Linked DNA regions of Homo sapiens: region 1 is linked to region 2. A link is a loop called in an ENCODE intact Hi-C map of the cell type or tissue named here. Cell type or tissue: Calu3. All regions are shown on one strand. Links, peaks and the distances in the headings refer to the core of each region. The heading gives the core; the rest is flanking DNA. Region 1 overlaps LOC100287944 (a long non-coding RNA gene). Region 2 holds the start of RFX4 (regulatory factor X4).

Evidence for each region. Peaks named below come from ENCODE experiments on the same cell type or tissue, not always from the same donor. Only the 100,000 strongest peaks of a DNase experiment are listed, where the experiment ranks them.
Region 1: a loop joins it to region 2, with 3.0 times the contacts of the local background. A loop is called at or near these places in 2 of 110 quality-filtered maps.

The regions. Positions count from the first base shown.
Region 1 is chr12:106,765,088-106,770,457 of GRCh38, reverse strand. All of the region lies in intron 1 of LOC100287944 (a long non-coding RNA gene), which reads left to right. Among named protein-coding and RNA genes, the nearest start is that of RIC8B, 6.9 kb to the left of the region's middle. In Calu3, for the core only: no CTCF peak of the experiment used is centred there; DNase peaks (open chromatin) are centred at 1,217, 2,217 and 3,917.
Region 2 is chr12:106,578,652-106,584,021 of GRCh38, reverse strand. RFX4 (regulatory factor X4) reads right to left here and starts at 1,018. Exons shown (of 18, transcript NM_213594.3): 1 at 659-1,018. The coding sequence starts at 701. The region is part of intron 1 of LOC100287944 (a long non-coding RNA gene); the gene reads left to right. RefSeq lists enhancers at 1-568, 2,057-2,939. In Calu3, for the core only: no CTCF peak of the experiment used is centred there; a DNase peak (open chromatin) is centred at 2,341.

The DNA.
Region 1 (5,370 bases), core at 208-5,207, 190 kb before region 2:
AGTCAGGAGTTTGAGACCAGCCTGGCCAACATGGTGAATCCCCATCTCTACTAAAAATACAAAAATTAGCTGGGCGTGGTGGTGCATGCCTGTAACCCCAGCTACTTGGGAGGCTGAGGCAGGAGAATCTCTTGAACCTGGAAGGCAGAAGTCGCAGTGAGCCAAGATTGTGCCATTGCTCTTCAGCCAAGGTGACAGAACGAGACTCTGTCTCGGAAAAGAAAAAAAAAGAATGCAGTCTCCCTTTGATAGCAAAGTTACTTAACATAGTTTGATCTTTTAACACATATGTAGTGCTCACTGGAGCACAGCATTGTCTTAGATACCATAAAAATTTTTTAAATTTTTCTTATATCCTTTGGGGATATAAGAAACAACCAAACAATAAAGTAATCTTTTTTACTGATAGGAAAAAACAAATTGAACATAGTACTGTGTAAATCAAAGCAAGATAAACATTAATGGGAAGGATAGTAGTCAGAGTAGCCTTCTTGAAGGAGGTGATCTGTAAAGAGGGATGGTGGAGAGAGCATAGAGGGCTCCAAAACGGGGAAATGCTGTAAGAAAAGGTCAGGAGGCCAAAATTAATGAGACTCTTGTTGAGAAATGACACCAACTTGGTTGAACTTGAAAGCCAGCAATGGCGATTTCTTAGAGGTCAGTTTGGTCAGTGGGAAAGGAAAAGTTAAGTATGAGAGATGTTTCATAATCAATGACGACTCTGTAACCAGCCAGTCCAACTTCGACTTACAACATGTTGCATTCCTGAAAACGTTACCTTACAATGCTGTAGGACATAAAATTAAATAGAATTGGGAGACAGGAAGGGAGAGTCTGTTGCTGACTGTCTTCAGATCTTTATGCACATTATTTTATCTCTATCTCATAAAATTAGAGTCGGACTAGATGACTTCAAAGGTTTTTTTTCCAACTCTTAAAAATTTACTTGATTCAGCCTTTCAGCACCTTTATGAGGTTCCTCAGTAATATTCACTGTATTCTGATTGCTTAAATTGAGTCCATGCCGTTAGTCCTAGGCAGATGTCCCTCTAGTTGTTTAATATTGATTGACTACCCACAGTGGGACTCTTAGATTAAGCACACAAAATGGGCTCTGCCCTTTAGGAGTTTTTATTTACCCAAGAGCAGGAATGTGGGTCAGACCTATTTGCATCTCGCTGACTTGGAATCCCATCCAAACACCTCTTGGGAAAACCCAGCGCTTTGGGTGGCAATGTTGTAATGTGGTGAAAGAACCCGGACTGAGAATCGGAAAACCTGGTTTTTAGCCCTGACTCACTGTGTGAGTCTCAGAAGCTGATCATTTGTCAAATTCCTTGAAACCCTTCTGGCAACCAATTTTTTGTATCTAACAGGAAAACCCGAAGCTGAAAGACTCTAGTTTGAATTTTAACTCTGGGTGTACAGGGATAAATCACTTGCCGTCTTTGAGCACCGATTTTTCTCAACTGTAATGAGCATAATTATACCTACTTTGCAGTCAGTTGGAAGGGTTAAAAGAGATGGCTGTCAAAGTGGCCAGCAAGGCGGACCTGGCATGGAGTAGCCACTAAAATGTTAGCTGAACTGGAATGAAAAATGCAACCTTCCTTAGAAAGATGTGAAGATTCAGGGCTAAACATCTTGCTGTTCCTATGGATGCACAAATGCATGAGTTTTGTTGTTGCTGCTGTTGTTTTTAACAACAGCAAAGTGATTCCATTGTGCTGCTTTGGTCTTTAGACTTCAAAGTTAACATTTTAACACTGACATGCTGTAAGACAGTTTTCGGGTAGTGACTGTTATGTGTATGTGTGTGTAAATAGGAATCTAAAACACTCTTTCAGCACCCCCTTCCCATATCAATGCCTTTGCAATTAAGTTTATTGAGATTCACATGTCAGAGGAAATATATTCTCACAACCTTTCTTCCCACCACCTCCTTTTGCAGTAAGGCATTAATTTACTTACCAACATTTGATTAAACTCTTAAGGTTCAACCCTAGGAGGAGGTGGCGGTGGACAAAGGATTATTGTCATTCATCATCAACACATTTTAGTCTTCCCCTTGAGTTGCCTATGAAGGATTAGCATTTCCCTGAAAGGAGGAGGACAGAATAAATTGCGTCTACCGCCAAAGAACTGCCAGCTCCTTTCAGCTGGGGGCACATACCGGGAGCTTTTCCCATATTAGTCAGCTTTATCTCAACTTTTGGGCAGTGCCTACATCTGAATTTCATGGGTTTCAGGGTCAGTCAAAACAGAATTGTAGGGCTGTTGAGGTCAGAGGCCACCTCTGTCAAAGGGTAGTGACCTTAACAGCAAGAGGTAGCCAGTCTCCTCCGTGCTCCCTCCTCCCCCACCCCAGTGACTTCATTCCAGTGAATGCTTGGCTCATTGCACGCCCCCCTGCAGAGCTTTTTTTTTCGACCTGGTAATAAAAATCCTCTGTGACCTGGTATTTTTTTTTCGTTATTATTGATTTTCTTTTATTCCTGTTTCTCTATAGAATAACCAAATCTCAGTCATAGATAATGCACTGGTTTGTTTGTACGTTGGGAAATGACAGAGGGAAAGGTAGTCTGCTATTTATTTACAGTGAGCAGAATGCCACCTCTGGTTTAGGGGAAGATCTGGTGCCCAGCTTAGAAACTGCCTGCAGTTCGTGAGCACAAAAATTTTCCAGAACTTCTGAAACTCTCTTCCACCCCAGTAGGTTCTATTACCACAGTCAAGGTTGATTTTTAAAACTGCAAAACTGCTTAGGAGAGGGGAATGGAAGTTAGGATAGGGGTGGGAAGGTGGGAAGAAAAGTAGGAAGGAGGAAGAGTGTGCTTTAGTAGAAAAAGCACAGACAGGCTCTGGAGTAGTATTTCTTTTATTGTGTTTTAAAAATTAATATATAGAGAGAGACAGAGTCTCACTATGTTGCCATGGTCTTAAACTCCTGGCCTCAAGTGATCTTTCCACCTTGGCCTCCCAAAGTGCTGTGATTGTAGGTCTGAGCCACTGTGCCTGGAGTAATTTTCAGATCCCAGCTCTGCCACTTAAACTGTAACCATCAGCAAGGCATTAAGCTGCTCATAGTCTCCATTTCTTCACCTGTAAACAGAAGCGATTATGCCACTGGTATTGCAGGGAACTTGTGAGAAGCAGACATGGTGAGTCTAATGTGCCTGATACAGAGAAGACTCCAATAAATGGGAGACTCCGTGGATTAAGGCAGATCTATTTCAGAAATATGCCCCTGAGTGTGAGGTGAGGAGGAAAGAGTGTTGCAGACTTCTCATTTAAAGATCATCCTTCTGCCTCAACTATATTTTGGTTCTTAAGACATCTTGCAGTTTATTGTTTCTGAGAGGTGTAGCATATGCCAAGACCTTCTAGATACCGTCCCTCACGGGCACAGTTTGATAGTTCCTTAAGAATTCACTCTTTTAAACTTCACTCAGAGGCTTTTCTTTTCTAGGAGGAGACTTATAAATACCAAATATCAGCACTTCAGCTCTTTCTGAGTCTGATTCTCTTACCCCTGCTGTCACGGTCAGACCTCATTATTTTTCATAATAGATTTTAAACAGCTGGTTTTTAGCTCTTGAGGCATTTATGATGAGAAAGGGAGGCATATAACTGGGGAGTCCTATTTCTCCCGCCCACCAATTCTCTTCACCCACACTCCTTTCCTAGCAACAGCTCTTTCTTCATCTCTTGTGGCCCACGTCTTCCGTCCCACCTACACCAGCAGCAGCAAAATATGGGGGTGAGAGGGCGGCGGCGGGGTTGGGGGAGGTTGAGACACAGGAGGGGGATTGGGGGAAGAGCTTCAGGGAGGAGGCTGGTGAAGCACAAAAGGTTCTGACCTCCTTGGAACAAGAGGAAGCCCCAAGCACTGTGTCCAAGCTGGCTTAGCTTGGGAGGCTGCCAAGGAACTGAAGCAGAGAAGTTCCAGGTTAGAAGGGCAGGCAGCAAAGTGGTAGGGAGGTGGGGGTGGCTGAAGGGCGAACAGAACAGCGCAGTTTAGGGAAAGGTTTGTCAGCTAAGGGAAAACTATGCACAGTGTAGGTTACTGTGGAGTGTCACTACTTGCACAGAGCATGGTTCTCCACTCTGGACAGACAACACTGCAAGAGAGAAACCTGGGCCACATGTTCAGGGAATAGTAGTCCCTGAAGTTTAGAACTTGAGGGTGGAAGGGATCACGTTTCTTAACCTTGACTGCATATTGAATCACCTGGGGAGCTTAGAAAAATACTGATGCCTGGGTCACATTCCAAGTCATTATTTATTGTGGGTGGGACCTATGCATCAGTATTTTTATCTTTACTAATTTATTGAGACAGGTCTCTGTCACCCAGCCTGAAGTGCAGTGGCCCATTCATAGCTCACTGTAAGCCCAAATACCCGGTCTCAAGTGTTCCTCCCACTTTAGCCTCCTGAGTAGCTAGGACCGCAGGTGCATGTCACCACAACTGGCTAATTTTTAAATTTTTTGTAGGGATAGGGTCTCACTATATTGCCCAGGGTGGTCTCAAACTCCTGGCCTCAAGTGATCCTCCTACCTCGGCCTCCCAAAGTGCTGGGATTACAGGTGTGAGCCACTGCACCTGGCTTATACTCAGTATTTTTAAAAAGTTGACCAGGGAACTCTAATGGCGCCAGGGTTGAGAGCCACTGACATCCAATCCTACTTTAGAGCAGGAATGCCCCCTCTACAACAACTTTGGTGAAACCAGAATTTGACCTCAGTTCTCCCTCACTTCAAAGTCGCAAATGGGCCAATTTTTTAAAAGCTTATATTGATGATGATTTGCATACTTAAGGCTCTTGCCCGAGTCTGAATTCTATGCCTCTGCTCTCACTAGACTTCAGAGAGCTTTCCCCTAGGCTTCAGAAGACCTATGGCAACCCTTCCCCAAGTCTCTTCCACTGTAATAATGGGGGTATTTATGCTATCCCTCTTCCTAGGATTTAATTTATATTCTTTTTTTTTCTTTTTTGGTTTTTTTTTTTTTTTTTTTTTTTTTTTTTGAGACAGGGTATCACTGTCACCCCAGCTGGAGTGTAGTGGCGCAATCTTAGCTCACTGCATCCTCCCACCTCAGCCTCCCAAGTAGCTGGGACTACAGGCATGCACCACCACACCTAGCTAATTGTTGCATTTTTTGTAGAGGCACCTGGTCGCCCAGGCTGGTCTCAAACTCCTGAGCTCAAGCTCAAGTGATCTACCCACCTCAGCCTCCCAGAATGCTAGGATTACAGGCGTGAGCCACCATGCCCAGCCTTAATTTTTTCTAATCTTGCAAGTCTGCCTTTAAACAGTGCAAGAGGTTGGGACAAAATAACTGTTTTTGCTGTCTTTCCTTCTCTAGA
Region 2 (5,370 bases), core at 323-5,322:
AGCTCCCTAGTGGAGCCCGGCGTTGGGTGCCCCTTCCTGGCAGAAAAGCTAAAAGCCCGACCCCACAGCCCAGGACTCCCACCTCCCGTTTCTGCGGATTCCCCCGGACCACCGGGTTCGCCGCCGCCACTCCCTCCAGCTGCGCGTCTCTACCAGCCGGAGCCTCGGTCCCCACCTCCCAGGCGCAGTGCGAAGCCGTCACCCTCCCCCGCCTCGGGGCGTTCCGCTCGGCTTCCCGGCCCTGGCCGCCAGACCCCGAGCGCACCGCTATTCCGAGGCCCCCATACCCTAGGAGGACCTGGGTCCGGGAGGGGGCGGTCGGCTGGCAAAGTTTCTGCAAGTGGCACCTCGAGCTCGCCGCGAGCCAGCGCATCTTTACGTAACTTTGTGTCCAGGGCAAGCGAAAGCGCGCTCCTTCGCGCGCGCGCACGCACACACACTCACACACGTACACAATCACACGCTTATACACATACTTCCACGCATCCAGTTACACACATCGCCTCGAATTGAAAACTTCTGCAAGCTCTGCGTTATTCTTTGGGGTTCCACTGTCAAGTTGACCCGTCTGAACTTTTCCCAACTTCTTTCTAAAGTTCCCCCTCTCCCTTCTCCTTCCCTCCCAATGTATCCCCCCAACCCCGCCAGTAGGACTAACCTGTGGAATCCATGTCGGGTTCCTCCAGTAACCCACAATGCATGCTCTTCCCATGGACAGCACAGGCGCCCCCCAAAAGTCCTGATGTTTGGGGATCCCCTGTGCTAGAGATGCCCAGGGAGGAAGGGAGGGAGGGAGGGAGAAGGGGAGAGAGAGAGACGCAGAAAGTGAGGGGGCACAAGGATAAAGGAGGAAAGGAAAAGAAAAGAAAAAGAAGAGGAAAGAAAAGAGAAAGAAGAAAAGAGGAGAGAGAGGGAGAGAAGGGAGCGAGCTCGGAGAAGGGGGAGAGAGAAAAAGCGAGCGAGCAAGGGGACACTCAGTAATCCAGCCGGGCAAAGCCAAACCCGTCAAAATGTTTGCGGATGTTTCATGGGAAAAAGCATCATTTTATAGGAGCCCCGATGGGAGCAATGTCATTGATAGGCCAGCCGGCCTGATGAATGGCCGCTCGTCAGATGGGGCCGTGGCGAGGCGCACTGTGAAGCCCATTGTGGGCCTGTTTTGAATAAGAAAAGCCGCCTCCGAAAAGGGGGGCTCAGAGCGACGCAATCCCAGCCCTCCGACTTCCCCCTTCTATTATAGCATTAGCAACGTTTTTCTTATTTAAAGTTCCAGAGGCCTTCTCCAGCCTTCGCCCGGCACTCATTATAGGCGAAATCAAAATTGGCTTAGATGTGGCCCCCTCCCCCTCCCGGCCCTTCCCCACCATCGGGCCCCGCGCCGTGCTGGCAGGCCGGGAGGGGGGCGCGGGCGGGGGGGGAGCCGCGGGGAACTCCTGGAGCCTGGGGAGTCGCCTGCGCTACCACGAGTGGGGCCCCACTCCCTTCCTTCTCTTGCGCCCCCACCCACCCCCCATTTTGGTCCTGGGTTAGATTTCGGGTGGTGGCCCTGAGAATGCGGGAGGGGGTATGTCTTGACCCCTTGCACGCGGATCCGCAGACACGCGTGGGGAGTGAAGCGAGCTTGAAGGGGAAAGGGTGGGGAAGGGGAACTGAATCCCTAAGACCCCATGCCCCAATATGAGCGTAACAAGGCCGCTAGGCGGGGAGGAGGTGAGTGGCTGGTTCGCCTCCTCCAGAACTTTCTGTCTTCCTCTGGGCCTGGGTCCTTCATCCTGTTTCTCTCCTTCCATCTCGCTGTCTCTCTCCGCCTGTCTCCCGGTGTCTGTTTCTAGCTCTCTGTCCCTCTCGTCCTCTGTGTCTCTGTCTCTGTCCATTTCTCCTTCCTTGGCTGCTAGTGTCTCTGTCCAGACCCTGCCTCCACTTCTCTTTGTCTCCCCCTAGGACTCTGCCCCTCTCTGTCTCTATCCCCCTCGGTCTCTCTGTACTGTCCCCCCTCCCCCGCCTCTTCCCGTAACTCTGTCAGTCTGTCTGTCTCTGTTCCTCCGCCCTCCCCCTGCCCTCCCCACCCCACCGCCGTCCCCCAGTCGGCCTCGAAGTTTGTGAGAAGCCCCGGCATCCAAGTGGGGACGCGGTTTTCCCAGGGACCCCCTCCTCGGCGGAGTTGAAAGTGCAGAAAGAGGGGGGCGAGGGCCGGGGGGTGCTGGAAGTGGAAGTGAGGGGGAGCAAGCTGCGTCTCCTGCGGGCCCCGATAAAGTGGCCGTTCGCGGGTCGGCCGCGCTGTGATTAGAATATGAATGGGGCCCGGCGGGCGGAAGAGAAAGGCGGATTACCCCGGGTGCTTTGACCATGGACAGAGGCAGAGCCGGCGGGCCGCGGCGGGGGCGGGGAAGCGCGGAGTCCCTAACGCCGTGCGGGAGTGGGGGTCTCTAACCCCGGGCCCCTGGCAGCGCGCGGCTTTCCGCGATCCTTCGGAAAGACGCCCCCCGCCCCCTCGGTCCGCCCCCTCCCCACAATCAGAGCTGAGTGGGACAATGTACGGAGACTGGGGAGCCCGAGGGGCCAGCACGTGCCGAGTTAAGGTCACGGTGCGGGAGGAAGAAGGCGGCGCGCGGTACCGGCTGGACAGAGCCCGGGATGGACTGACGGTAGCGCGGGGTTCGAATCCCAGCTCTGTAAATTCCTTCATCGTTCTGGGCCTCAGCTTCCTCGTCTGTGAAATGTAGCAAAGTTGCCCCCTCTCAAGCTTTGGGGGAAGATAACTGAAGCAGTGGTTATAAAAGGAGCCGGGCATTTGCTGTTCCCTCTACTTGGCACTCTGCCGGCTCCTCCTTCCTCACAGGTGCCTAACCGGCCGACACCTTTGCGTCACCCTGGTCTCAGCTGAGCGTCGCCTCCTCGGAGGGGCTGTGCCTGACCACTCTCTGCGAAGGTCCCTTCCTGCCCCGGCCGCTGCCGGGCTCATTACCCGGTTTATTTCTGGAGGACTTTGTTCACCACCCCATGCCCAGTGCCCAGAAGGGCGCCAGGCACATTCTTTCCCGCTGCGATGCTGGTGATGGGAAAGAGGTCGATGGAAACCTTTGGCAGCCGAATGCCATGGTGGCGGTCACCGCGCGTCCTCGTGGTGCGCCTGGCAGCAATGACAGCGGAATTCGAAGTCAGATCTGACTGTTCGCGTTCGCCTTTGTAGCCTTAGCTTCTCTGCCACTGGAATAGGCTGAAGAGTAAAAGCCTTCTTCAGACGGCGGGAGGGTCTGACAGCGCGTAGATGGAGCCTGGCCAGGGGCGTTCCGGTGGCAGCAAGGAGCGCGTCCCCAGGGTGGGCGGCTGCCACCGCCCGGAGAGTCCTTGAGGGATGCCACGGGGGCACGGGTGGTCTCCAGGGCGGATGAGACTATTATTGTTGCTATTATTATTATAATTTTTGCACGCAGAGTGGAGGTGGGTAGGGTGAGGTGAGCCGGGCTCACAGGCCAGGAGTGAGGCGGAAGAACCCGGAGCCAGCCCAGCACAGCTCAGAGCCGGGCCAGGTGCGGCTGGTCCCGGCCCAGCGCTGCTTCACCTGGGATGGCACGAGTTCTCGGGCATGACCATGCTGCAGCGCCTGGGAGCTTAAAGAAATGAAAATAATAATCGCTCATTCGTTCCTTGGCAAATTTTTATTGTGCATCTACTATGTGTCCAGAACTATTCTAGGAAGCGGAGGCTACATCAGTGAACAAAATAGACCAAAAAAAAAAAAAAAAAAATCTTGCTCTCCTGAAGCTTACATGGGAGTGAGGGGAAACAGATAATATATACAACATAGAATTAAGAGGTGGGAGACGAAGTCAAGGGAGGGCCTCTCTGAGAAGCTGACATTTGAGCTTAAAAGTAATGGTATCCAGGGGCTAGTCACAAGGGTGTCATTTGTGACAATTCACTGACTGTGACACTTGTGATTTTGCGCATTTTTTGGAATGTATTTCATACTTCAATAAAATGTTTGCTTAGATTTAATGCTGTCAACATCATAAATAGTAATAGCTACCATTTACTATTAATGTATTCATTATGTGTTTCCACGGGTTCAGGCGTCTTCCATGCATTAGTTCATTTCATCCTCACAACACAACTAATACATATTATTGTCGTCTCCACTTTTAGGAGAACTACTGGGGTTCTGTGTGGCTCTCTTGCCCTTGACAGACACTGTGGACACAGTAATGAATTATCCAATTCCTATCCTGCAGAGGCTTGAAATCTCAATAGAACATAGCACAGGGGCAGGGAGGGGGTGATGGGGAAATTGTGGGTGCTGTGAGAGCAAAGAGAGGGCAATGTGACTGATCCTGGGAGGCTGGTGTCAAGGCAGGCCTCCTGGAGGAAGTGGTGACCCAGGAGCTGAATTAGCCAGACAAGGGGGTTGAGGGTGTTACAGACAGAGGCACAGGCGAAGAGGAGAACCTGTGGAGTGTGTTTGGGACTGGAGCCTGGCCTGGCTGCACACGGAACCCAAGAGAGGAAGAGAGGATTAACAGGCCATTTCATGGGGAGGTAAGCTAGGGCCATGCCAAGAAATGTACCCTGGAAGGGTTTGGTGCATATAGGACTAAATCTACATTTTGAAGAGATCACAAAATGTGAAGAGATCTCAAACTGTGTGGTGGCCAGATGGGGGTTGGTTGCAGGAGGGGGTGGGAGGGAGGGATCAGGATGACCTGACACAGGTACATGGCAGTTGGGGCAGGGTTCAGGAGATACCAAGGAAGCTGTATTCCCAGCCTTGATGTTGATTAGTTGTGGCCAGGGATGGGGAGGGAGAAGGGATTCCCAGGTTTCTGACTTGAGCAATGAGTAGCTATTGGTACCAGGATGTGACATGAGGAGGGAAGACTTGGCAGCAAGAGAGAAGGGTTTGAAGGGCCCTTAAAACTTCCCAGTAGCCCAGTGGCAATGACAGCCAGGCAGACCCACAAAGGTGTGGAGTTGGCACTGCTTGTGCAGACCTGGGTGGCTGCTGAATCCCCTGGAATGGATGAACGAGCAGCATGAAAGAGGAAGGTGCAGGGCGGATCCCTTTTAGATCACGGGGTGTGCTCTGCCTCCACTGCTGTAATCTCAACAGTCCCTGTACTTTCCAAACCCAGCACTCACTTCATTGTAATTATTTATTTGTCTGATGTGGTAGATGGTATTACTTATTCATAATTCTCTCTTCCCTCTCTGGCCTACTCTGGCTTTCCCTCCCGCTGATTTGGGGTTTGGCTATTGGCTTGCTTTCGCCAACAGAATGTGAGTGGACAACATATGTTAAATGAAACCAGAGGCCTTACATGTCCTGGGGGTAGTTTGGCTAGTACTCTTGGACTCCTGACTTGCCTTGAGCAA